Linked DNA regions of Homo sapiens: region 1 is linked to region 2. Evidence: chromatin contacts called from ENCODE Hi-C data. All regions are on one chromosome and are shown on one strand. Each heading gives the region's core, a stretch centred on a gene start or an enhancer-like site at or near the end of the contact. The rest is flanking DNA. Distances are from core to core; before and after follow the strand shown. Region 1 overlaps LOC105370003 (a long non-coding RNA gene). Region 2 overlaps LOC105370003 (a long non-coding RNA gene).

Region 1 (5,585 bases), core at 1,692-4,191, 160 kb before region 2:
ATTTTCATGGCTCACTAATATTTCATGGTAGGGATATACCACATTTTGTTTATATATTCATCTGTTGATGGACATTTGGATTGCTTGTGCCTTTTGGCTAGGATGAATAATGTTGTCATACACCCTTATGTACAGGTGTTTATGTGGACATACGTTTTCATTTCTCATGGGTATATACCTAGGAGTGTAATTGCTGGGTCATGTTTTAACTCTATGTTTAATTATTTGAGGAACTGCCAGACTGTTAGCCCCAGTGACTGTACTAGTTTATATTCCCATCAGTATTTTATGAGGGTTCTAATTTCTCCACATCCTTATAAACACTTGTTGCTTTCTGACGTTTTGATTCTAGCCACATTAGTAGGTGTGAAGTGGGATATCATTGTTGTTTTTCTTGCATTTCTCTGATAGCTAGTGACATTCAGCATTGGTCATTTGTGTATGATTTTCTTTTTCTTTTTTTTTTTGTTTTGAGATGTAGTCTTGCTCTGTCACCCAGGCTGAAGTGCAGTGGTGCGATATCACTCACTGCACTCTGCCTCCTGGGTTCAAGCGATTCTCATGCCTCAGTCTCCCGAGTAGCTGGGACTACAGGCACATGCCACCCCGCCCAGCTAATTTTTGTATTTTTTAGTAGAGACGGGGTTTCACCATGTTGGCCAGGCTGGTCTCGAACTTCTGGCCTCAAGTGATCCAGCTGCCTCAGCCTCCCAAAGTGCTGGGATTACAGATGTGAGCCACCGCACCCAGCCTGTGTATGATTTTCTTGAAGAAATGTCTATACAGATCTTTTGCCCATTTTAAATTGAGTTATTTATGTTGAGGTTATAACAGTTCTTTGTATATTCTGGATACTAGCCCCTGACCAGATATATGATTTGCAAGTATTTTCTCCTATTCCATTAGTTATAATTTTATTTCCTTGATAGTGACCTTTGACATACAAAAGTTTTTAATTTTGGTGAAGTCCAATGTGTCTATTTTTCCTTTTATTGCTTGTGCTGTTAGTGTCATTTGAATAATTATTTGAGAAAATAACACATATAAAATTTTTAGCACAAAATCTAGCTGATAGTAAATGCCTGATCAATATTGAGCTGCAATTATTATTTTTTTGAGACAGGGTCTCACCCTCTTGCCCAGGCTGGAGTGCAATGGCACGATCATGGCCAACTGTAGCCTCAACCTCCTGGTTATAAGGAAGTTCTATTCCAATTTCTGCTGTAAGCACTTACGTGTTCATTCTCCCATTGGTTACTTCTAAACCACCTTTAAAAATTAGCTACATTATCTGCCATGTAATGGACAAGGAACCTTACAAGAAGACCTGAGAGGTTGAATGATGATAGTCGGTCAAGCTGGTACACACACCCAGAGCCCTGTCAGACCCAAAGGCCAGTGATCTTCCCTGTACCCAACAGCAGTCTTGACACTTTTCTTCACTCTCTAGCCAACAGAGTACAAAGTCCAGATATCAGCACCTGATTCAGGAGAGGACCATTACTCAGGAAACAGGGTACACTAATAGTAGGGCAGTATAGTACACCACATGCCTATTTGACCTACTTTGCCTCTTTGACTTACACCTATTAGTATGTGTGCTATACTGCGCTACTATTAGTATGCCCTATTAGTAGGGTTGGAGAAGGGACAATGACATTCTGGAAACAGGGCATACTCATGGCAGCACAGGATCCTGTGATGAGGTGGCTGGCATAAGCTGGAGTGACTTGGAGATGGGAAACAAGACCATGAGACCTAGAGAAACCAGGGAAGGCTTCATGAAGATGGCAGCTCTTGAAAGGTGGTAGAATTTGGATGTTTGAAGCAGGAGGGTCCTGAATAAGTAAAGATGGGTAGGTAGAAATGACAAAGAGACAGTACTGACTCAATAGAAAGGTTTATGTTGGACAAAAGGAAAAACAGCTTCTAATGGGAAATAATGATAATAATAGCAGCAGCTATAATAAAAATAATTGTTCACATGCCACATGTAATTGTAAGCTTATATGAGCTCATTTTGTCATCATGATCGTTTGAAGCAGGTAACGTGATCCTCTCCTTTTACAGATGAGAAAACTGAGGCACAAACAGATGACACAATTTGTCCCAGATTACCAATTAGAACTGGGAGAAAACCAAAATCAGCCAGCAAGGTGATTATGACTAGTAGAAGGCAATAGAACACCAAAATTGTTGGAGAACGTAATAGCAAGGACCACATCCAAGACATTCATGAATCAACTCATGAAAGAACATAGACATGAATGAATATAGACATTTTTGTACCTAGACATTTTTAGGTTCAAATCATGACTCTACCCACTCCCTGGCTATAGAATCTTATCCAAGTTCTTTCACTTTCCCGAATTTCTATGCCTAAATAACAGGGCTGTTCAATCCACAGAGGGTTGATATGAGGATTTCCAGAAATCAGGGTTATCTAAATAGGGAATCGATAGACATTTAAATTAGTGGGTGGTGAGGGGTGTTGACATTATTTTCTTTCAGAGCAAGGGCCTTTGCAACACTGGATAAAAGTCAGGAGAGGCCCAAGGGTGTGAGCAAGTATATGGGGAAGTTTCAATGCCACCTTTGGATGCAGCTCTCCTTATGCAAATTCTAGCCACTTCCTAGCTCTGTGCCTAGAGACAGGTCACTCTACCTCTTTGACCTACACCTTCCCTACAAAGCAAGGGGAAGGAAATAGGCCCTGCCTCCAAGTGTCCTGAGGATTGAATGAGTCAGTATGCTGCCCAAAATGCTTGGAACAGGGCCTGCATGGGAGAAGCTCCCAGTGACAGCCCGTCTTTATTGTGAGAGGTCAGGCCAAGGACATCCCCTAAGACCTCAGAGCACACAATGTGAGTGTTTTCCAAGGACGGCCAGACCTGGTGCATCAGACAGCCTCAGTGGGAAGGCCACGTGTGCCAGCTTTTATGTTGCCATCAATAGCAGCAGGTGTCACGGCCTTGGAACTTCCTGCTCATACATCAGAATCCCACATTTTACTTCTGTGTACATCTGAGCATTCAAAAAACAAGGTGGGCGGGCCTCATTCTGCAACTGAAAAGACTCTAGCAACCACCCCTGGCCTTGCCAACACACATGCACACACACTCACACACACACACTCCCTCCAGGAACCTGCCATTGTGTGATGCAGTCTGAACTTTCTACTGTTCATATTTGAGTCAGCACCAGCCAGTGATTGCTTCCCAAGTCCTATTTATGGCAGTTTTGTTTTGGAGGAGTTAGGGAGGGTGTGGATGGCAGGCGGATATTGTTGTTTTTCAGAAAGTCTATTTAAAAAACAGAATGCCGTGACTGGTTAACTTTGAAACAATGAGGATAAACATATGCTGTCGGTGATGGTTTTCCCTTCATTCATTTGGGCTTTTGTTAAAATGGCAATGGACATTGATATCCTATTGTTGAGATAGGATTGCCCCCCCTTCATTTGTTAAAAAGATAAAGAGATCTGAAAAGTGGTCCTAAATATTTGAAATATTTGAATCAATTCCTCGATGAATTCACCATAAGCTTCTACACTTGTCCATAGCAGCTCTACTAAAATCACAATTAGTTCATTCTATACATAATTATGTATTTAACTCCTGTCTTCCTCCAGCCAGACAGAGGGTGTCAGTTACCTCAACAGGGCCTATTAGCTCAGGAGACAGGCAGAAGAAGAATCAAATTTGGATCTGCCTTTTATTTGCAGCGACAAATGATTCAACCCTTCAGAGCCTCAGTTTCTATGAAACAAAAGTAATAAATCCCTTTCATTCACTTGCCCATTCACTTATTAAAATAGTATTTGAGTGCTAATTTTGGCTGAGCAGTGTTTTAGGGACTGGAGATAGGGCAGTGAACAAGTGAACGAAGCAAACACAGATTCCACCCCACTCTTGTGTAGGATGATAGACCATAAAGAATAAAATAAATAAGAAAACTACATAGCAAATTAGACAAAGAAAAATTAAAGCAGGGAAGGAGGCTAGGAAGACAGACAGAGAGAGAGAGAGCATGTGTGTGCGCGTGTGTGTGTGTGTGTGTGCGTGTGTGTGTGTGTGTGTGTGTGTGTTGCAGTAGCAGGTTTAGGTAAAGGGCCCAGAAAGGACTCACTGAGGAGGTAACATTTCAGGACAAGATGTAAAAGAGATGAGAAAGCAAACCATGCAGATACCCGAAGAAGGCTATTTCAGGCAGAGGAAATAGTATGTGCAAAGGCCCTGAGGTGAGAGTTTGCCTAGTGTGTTGGAGGAACAGCAAGGAAGCCAGGAGTGGATGGGAGGTTGGAGAGTAGGAGATGAGGTCAGAGAGATAATTTTGCAGAGTGGTCTGAGGGTTAAGTCATTATAGGAGCCACATACATAATAGGATAGCAATGACCAGGTTTTAGATGGTAAACCCATGAAAGTGAGTGAGTGAAGAATGAATAGATATCTCATTTATCCATCATGACACTAGGACTCAGAGAAGTCCATTGACTTGCTTAAGGCCACTAGCTGGCTTGTGAAAAATTTAAGGCTAGACTTCAGGACCATCTTTTCCGAGGTTTTCCAAGAGTTAATCTTTCTTTCCTACATTACTGACACAGATGAAAATCTTCATCAATGTCCTCCCCCAACCCAAATCCAAATGCCAACAGTTGCCATTGTGAAATGGAGGGACACTGCTAAACATCTTACAATGCACGGGGCAGTCCCCACTACAAAGAATTGTCCAACCCTAAATGTCAACAGTGCCAAGGTTGAAAAACCTTGGCTGAGGGGAAGAACCCCAAATCTATTGTTTTGTCTTTCCTCTTCAAACCCCATTGTTTTAAACTCTACATGGTGATTCTCAAGGGTGTGTAGAGAGCTGATAGTACCAGAATGAATGAAGGGTGGGACCCACAAGTCCCTCCACCCACTGGGAGAGGGAGTGCGGATTCCTGGCTAGGATGAACTCAATTATATTTCCCCTTCCAGGGATCTTTGTTGAAGGCATTAGCATGGACTTGGGGACAAGGGTGGAGCTTGGAGCACAGTTTTCCAAAATAAAGTCACAGATAAGAGATTAAGATCCACAAGACTATTGCTCTGCTATTCAGAGCACAAAGCCTTTCTTTATCCAGGGCTTCCCTTAGGCACAGAGGGCTAACAGATATTATCAGAGTAACACATGAAAATAATATTGTCTTAGTGCAAAAGGGTTGATCTTCTCTCCTACATGGAGCTCAGTACACTTCCATCCAAGCTAGCTCATGCTATTTCACAAGGATCAGGCTATATGGATAATTTATTAAGCCAATTTGGAAGGAGGGATTGAAACTGAGAGCAAGGTTAATGACACACCCAGTGGGAATACAATGGGGACGAGGAAGAAGATGCATCTTCTTGAGTCTCAGACTGTTGTTCCATTCGTTCATTCATCCATTCACTCATTCAACATCCTGGGTGCTCACAATGTATCAGGTTCTATGCTAGACCTTGGAGACCCAACTGTGGGTAAGATGTGATCCCCGTTCCCCTTAAGGAGAGGGGGATTCACAAGCTAGAGGGGAAGGAAGACAAAGATATAGATGCCATGACATACAG
Region 2 (5,875 bases), core at 162-2,661:
ATGAGATGCATGTCTCCAATCAATTTACTAGAGGGTAGAAACTGCACAGGTAGCTATTCAACAATAGTATGCTAGCTACATACAGAAAACAAAATGAAAAGTTTGGAAAATTATCTGATCATCCCCTTGATCAGTCATCAGAAAACATTTTAGTAAAGAGCTAGGTAGTAAAATTGCAGGCTTGCAGAACGTGCAGTCTCTGTCACAGCTACTCAAGTGTGCCACTGTAGCATGAAAGCAGCTATGGAATACATAAATGAATGAGTGTGGCTGTGTTCCAATAAAACTTTATTTGCAAAAACAGGGGGCTAGCCCATGATCTTGGTCATCATTCATGAAACTGACATTTGCTGGGGTCAGACTATGGGCCAGGCACTGTGGATGTGAAGATGAATAAAACATGTCCCAATGAGCTTTCAGCCTAATATGGAGACTGGCATACTGTAAGAGCTCAACAAATACGCAGTGAGTTAACATTAATGGGAAGATAGGTAATAAAGAAACACAATGGAAAGGAATGTTGCTGGGGCCATAGAAGTCTAGACAGGGTGCAAGGGATAGGAAGAAAGAGGCTTCCAGGAAGAGGTTACGTTTGAAGACTGTGTAGGCGTTCTCACAAGCATATCTAGGGTAGAGTTTGGAATTCCAGGCTGAGGGAACAGAGAGATTAGAGACCAGGTGATGAAAAAGAACTTGGCGAATATTTAAGCGGGGCTGGACCAAAGGGTGTTTCATTTAGCTTTCAATTTTTTTGGCTGGGTCTAGATTCTTTTAAGCCTAAATTATTCGAAGGTTCAAATTTCCGCAATCCTTGGGGAATACCCAGTACCTGAGGTATTATGACAGCATGTCTTTTCGCCCTACCAAATTTAAAGAAGCGATATGGCGCATAGAGAATGAACCAGATTAGGAATCAGAACTGGGCTCTAATTTCCCTCACTCCTCTCATTGCTCCCTGGATAACCATGACCATTTCACATGCCTCTTTATGCCTCAATTCCCCTAACTACAAAACGGGGGAAATAATGTCTCATAAGATCGCTGTAAGAATTCCAAGAAATATCTACGATGTGCTTAAACACACTGCCTGGTTGGGGATAAACACTCAGAAATGCTAGCTAGCTATCCTCATCTTCATTGTTATCATTGTTGATCATCATTGCCATCTTCATTTACTCTTCTCTCTACCCAATCCGTCCTTGAAACTCCCTACCCCAGACACTGAAGCCTCCAGAGATGAACCCAGAACTGGCTCCAGAAACAAGTCCCCCACCCCCTGCTGTTTGTTGGGTGGGGTGAGTCGGGGGACGCTGTCTGAGTCTCTGTTGTGTGCACAGCCAGCGAAGATGCCTAGAGCAGGGTTGGAGACAGGCAGTGGCGGAGGCTGCGAGTTGCTCGCCAACAAACAAAAGTTGCCTTTCATCTGATCCAGTGCTCCCGAAGAGGAATCACTTCCTCCTGCCTGGGCGTTTATGAAAGCCGACAGCAGAGGCGAGAAAACAGCCAGCTCTTTCTGCGCGTGATAAAACCATTACAATCAATTTAGGCAGCTCACAGGCGCGCAGACACTCTGTGTCGACTGGATTCTGTTACCGGGAGTGGGGTGGGGGGAGCTGGGGCGGGGTGGGGGGCGCGAGGGGGGCCTTCTGGGAGACTGGAGCATTCGGCCTTCCGCGGATGGGCCCCATTACGGCTGCAGGCTGGCGCCACTGCTGCGGGGGCTCGCTACCCAATGAAAGTGTCATCCAACTGGAAGATGGGGGGGCTACCAGTGTTAGCTTAACTCCTGCGGTCTCGCAGACTAATTGCTCACGGTGGAAACACGCCTCAAAGTGCTTTGGCCTCGTCAATAATAGGGTATCAGATGCTTTCCATTCCACAGCGCATTGATCTGTTTCCTCCCCAGGCCTCCTCCTGGCTCCGCTCCCTGGCGTCCCCCCACCGGTGCTGCCCTGGCTTCTACCTCTGATGACTCTTCTTCCTTTTTTTTTTTTATAAGTGTTTTCTAAGCGTGTGTTTAGCATGAGTGGTGCCTAAGTGCTAATTGTTACACCACAGATTGATTGGCGACGAGATGGCTTGCCAAGTTCCTCCAGTCTCCCGGGGGGAGGAGGGCGGGGCGGAGGGAGGAAGGGTGGGGAGGGCTTAGGGTGGGGGTGGCAGCGGTTGTCGGAGGGAGGAGGAGAGGGGAATCCTTGATACTTCTGAGTTGCCTCTGAATCTATGTCTTTCTGGGTTGGAAACTCGTGCCTGCCGTCGGGGAGATTCAGTGAGGGGGCAACCTCTACTGATACTTTGTTATTTGAGAAAATGGCATTGCTTTCTTTGCCAGTGCTGAATAAACCCTGGAACAGGCTGCAGCTGATGGAATCAAGCAGGGAGGATAAGTAGTGGGGTCAAACGTCCTTGCTGTCCCGGGCAGGGAGCACGTTGTTTTATCCATGACACCCCCTCAACAACCCCCAGTCCAGGTCTAGGTTAGGGTCCCTGCCAAATGCCCTGAGAAATAGAAGTCTGTACTTAGCCCATCATCCCTTTTTGGAGTTACTTATTATCTGGTGCTTTCCACTGACCTGTTTTCCACAATGGTGGGAACCTAACGCGGAGCGTGTCAGGTTCATGTTGCCCCCAAAACATTTATTCTCATTCATCCAGACCACTGGGTTTTGAGGTCTTTGGAAAATGGGGTTAGCTGAGCCTGTCAAGATTCCCGCAGGTGGGATTCCTTTGACACCTAAAATCCTTCCAAAGGCAATGCTGGATGCTTCCTTATAAGGCATAGAAACTCTGTCTTGGCAATGAATACGCTGAAACACTTGCACCTGACAGGTGAACCTAAAATCTTTGGGTGTGTGCCTAGTTCAAATGAGACAGCATGGAGTCTATTAATCCAGTTGTGAAATCCAACCAGCTTTGGAGAGCAGCTTCTGACCCACTTGGAAACTCTATCCTCCAGGTGGAAAGTGGGGGGCCTAAGAGACATAGGCGGTGAGGTGCACTTGGAAGGCAGACAGCCTGAGCTCCACCTCTCATCCATCTGGTGACACTGGACAAGGCACTTAACTTCTTAGTGCCTCAGTTGGCTCACTTGTAAAACAGGGATAATGGCAATGCCCAACCCATATCAGGAGGGCAAAATGAAAAGCCATCTGGTGATTAATAAATATTCCATCAGCAGTGGCTGGTACAATCACTGCTTTGTAATCTTTCTTCTTCGTTCTGAAATACTCAGCATTGTATAGTCTTGCTGCTCAAAGTATGCTCCGTGAGCAGTGACTTCAGCTCATCTGGAAACTTTTTAGAAGTGCAGAATCTCAGATACTGCCCCAGACCTACTGAATGGGAATCTGCATTTTCACAAGATTCCCCAGGAGATTTGGGAGCACACTGAAGTTTGGGAAGTACCAACTTATACATACTAGAACCCCTTCTTCCCCAATCCAGAGCATAGTAAATGCACAGCTTATATTTGGACTTCTTGGGGAGGGCAAGCATGACATTTAACAGCTACCCCAGGATGAGACAACTTCACTTGCTTTACAGTGGACACGAACATGAGCTCTCATTGGAGTTTTACCCTTTGGCCAACCAAGAGCTACAGGTATCTAAGGCTTGGTTTTGCAACTTTCTCTTGGGACAAGCATCCTTGGCATTTTCCTAAGAGATTGGCTGGCTTCCTGGGAAATGACAGCTCTGGACAATTCTTCCCTGAAAATACGCAGCAGAGTCATAGTTTACCTGCAGCCTTCCCCAGTTGATGGAGTATCCAGGCAGGCAGTAGAATAGGATGGTTCAGAATATTGGTTATGGGAACAGCCCTGAGTTCAAGTGCAGAGAACAGCTTGTGGGACATAAACCCATTAATCCACCTCTATCCATTCTGTGCCCGCCCTGGGACCTCTGCATGTGCAGCCTTTGCTGGTCTCTGCCTCTTTCTCGTTATTCAAATTTGAACTAAATGTTACCTCCACAGAGACACCTCCCTTTCTGACCTCCTAAAGCAATCATCCTCTATGTAATGACCCTATTTCTTCTTCTAAAGCACTTACCAGTGACAGAAGTTACCTCATTTGTTTCTGTGTTCCTAATCTGTGTCCTCCCATCCACCAATTAGAACATAACTCCTTGGGGACAGTAGTTCTGTCCTTGTTACCAGTGAAACCACAGTGCCTAGAACAGCAGGTAGTACAAAGTAGATGCTCCAGAAATTATTGTGGACTGACTCCTTCAAGTTTCTCATCTGTAAAATGGAGATAAAAGAGTGACTTATTTGCTTAGAATGGAAGTGAGGTGACCACGTAAAGCTCATAGATCAAGAACATATACCAGGCCAGTGCTCAATATATAGAAGTGGTTATTTATAGCGTAATAGTGGTATAATTTAATACTGAAAACAAGCTCAAAGAGATATTTGCTTACCTCTATCTTTGACATAAATACTATTACTATTTCTACTACCACAACCAATAATAATAATCTAACAAGACAGTCACACGTGCGAAAGCCAAGCCCACTCTTATCTCAAACTGGTATTTTGGTGTCTGCATATGTTTGCTTGGGGACAGAAGTTAAAATACACAGAGACGTGAATTCCGCAGTACCAAATAAATAGTTGGTGAATTAACAAATGAATTGTACTTTCCAACTACCTGTCCTTGGGCAGGCTACTGTGCCTGTGCAAGCCTCAGCTTCCTCATCATGTCATTTGGGGTAATAATAGCTATTCCATGGAGTTGTGGTTGTAGTGAAGATAGACAGAGACAATGTGTTTGAAAGCAGTGGTTTGGTATATAGAACTCCTTCAGCAAATATTGTCTTTTCTAATTTTATTCTCTCTCCAGCGCCTGTGGTGGAACCATACTTGGAAGTATTTGCCTCATTTTATAGACAAGGGAATGATATTCAGAGAGGTTTGAAGGCTTTTCCAAGTTTCTCTCCCTCTTTGTCCCCCTCTTCCTCCCTCCCTCCTTCCCTCATCCCCTTCTCTTTCATACACACACTCTTCTTAATTAGGGAAATAATGAAAACTCAAAAATTTTTTTTAATCCCAGATCATTCCCAACAAGAAAAGGCAACAAGACTCCAACCCAGTTCCAGCCATTAGCTTTGAAATTTTCTAAGTCTATAGCAATGATATTGGTTAACACCAGAGGGTTTTTTGTTTTGTTTTTTTTGAGATGGAGTTTCTCTCTTGTTGCCCAGGCTGGAGTGCAGTGGCGAAATCTCGGCTCACTGCAGCCTCCGCTTCACGGGTTCAAGTGATTCTCCTCCCTCTGTCTCCGAGTAGCTGGGATTACAGGCGCCCACCACCACACCCGGCTAATTTTTTGTATTTTTAGTAGAGACGGGGTTTCGCCATACTGGGCAGGTTGGTCTCAAATTCCTGACCTCAGGTGATCTGCCCACCTCGGCCTCCCAAAGTGCTGGAGTTACAGGTGTGAGCCACCGCACCCGGCCTGAAAGTCACTTTAAGACCTATAAACAAATCCTGGAAAAATAATTATTATCTGGGAAGGACTGCTGATCATGTTGTCTTAGGTCACTGGTTTTCAGACCATTTCTTTAGCTTTAGTGCTATTAGGTCACGCAGGTTCTTACTCACATGGAGCCACAAATGATGATAATTATGACGACAATGGTGAAGACGATAGCTAAAATTCTGAGCAGTCACTATATGCCAGGAACTCTATGTAACATTCAAGACGCATTTTCTCATTTAACTCTCAGAGTAACCCTATAACATAAGTATTATTTCTGTCTGCCTTTTACCAGTGAGGAAGCTGAGTCTTCAAGAAAGAAAGTCGCTTCTACAAGGTCACGGAATTAGTAACTGGCCAGCCCTAGACATGAAGCCAGGTCTGTTTAACATCCATCA

What was found. A loop is a pair of places that touch in the nucleus more often than their neighbours do. Pooled maps may share reads with other maps.
Region 1: a map of cardiac septum shows a loop between it and region 2 (4-fold over the local background). The contact joins two enhancer-like sites. A Hi-C loop is called at or near these places in 1 of 168 maps with a recorded cell type or tissue (cardiac septum) and 6 of 50 pooled maps.

What each region holds. Positions count from the first base shown.
Region 1 is chr12:115,434,315-115,439,899 of GRCh38, forward strand. The region is part of intron 2 of LOC105370003 (a long non-coding RNA gene); the gene reads right to left. Among named protein-coding and RNA genes, the nearest start is that of LINC02463, 450 kb to the right of the region's middle. Within about 2 kb of position 2,942, at least 2 of the 41 ENCODE cell types and tissues checked have a DNase peak (open chromatin) inside an H3K27ac peak, as active enhancers do.
Region 2 is chr12:115,597,606-115,603,480 of GRCh38, forward strand. All of the region lies in intron 1 of LOC105370003 (a long non-coding RNA gene), which reads right to left. LOC105370002 (a long non-coding RNA gene) reads right to left here. Exons shown (of 6, transcript NR_188487.1): 3 at 4,050-4,240. Among named protein-coding and RNA genes, the nearest start is that of LINC02463, 290 kb to the right of the region's middle. Within about 2 kb of position 1,412, at least 4 of the 41 ENCODE cell types and tissues checked have a DNase peak (open chromatin) inside an H3K27ac peak, as active enhancers do.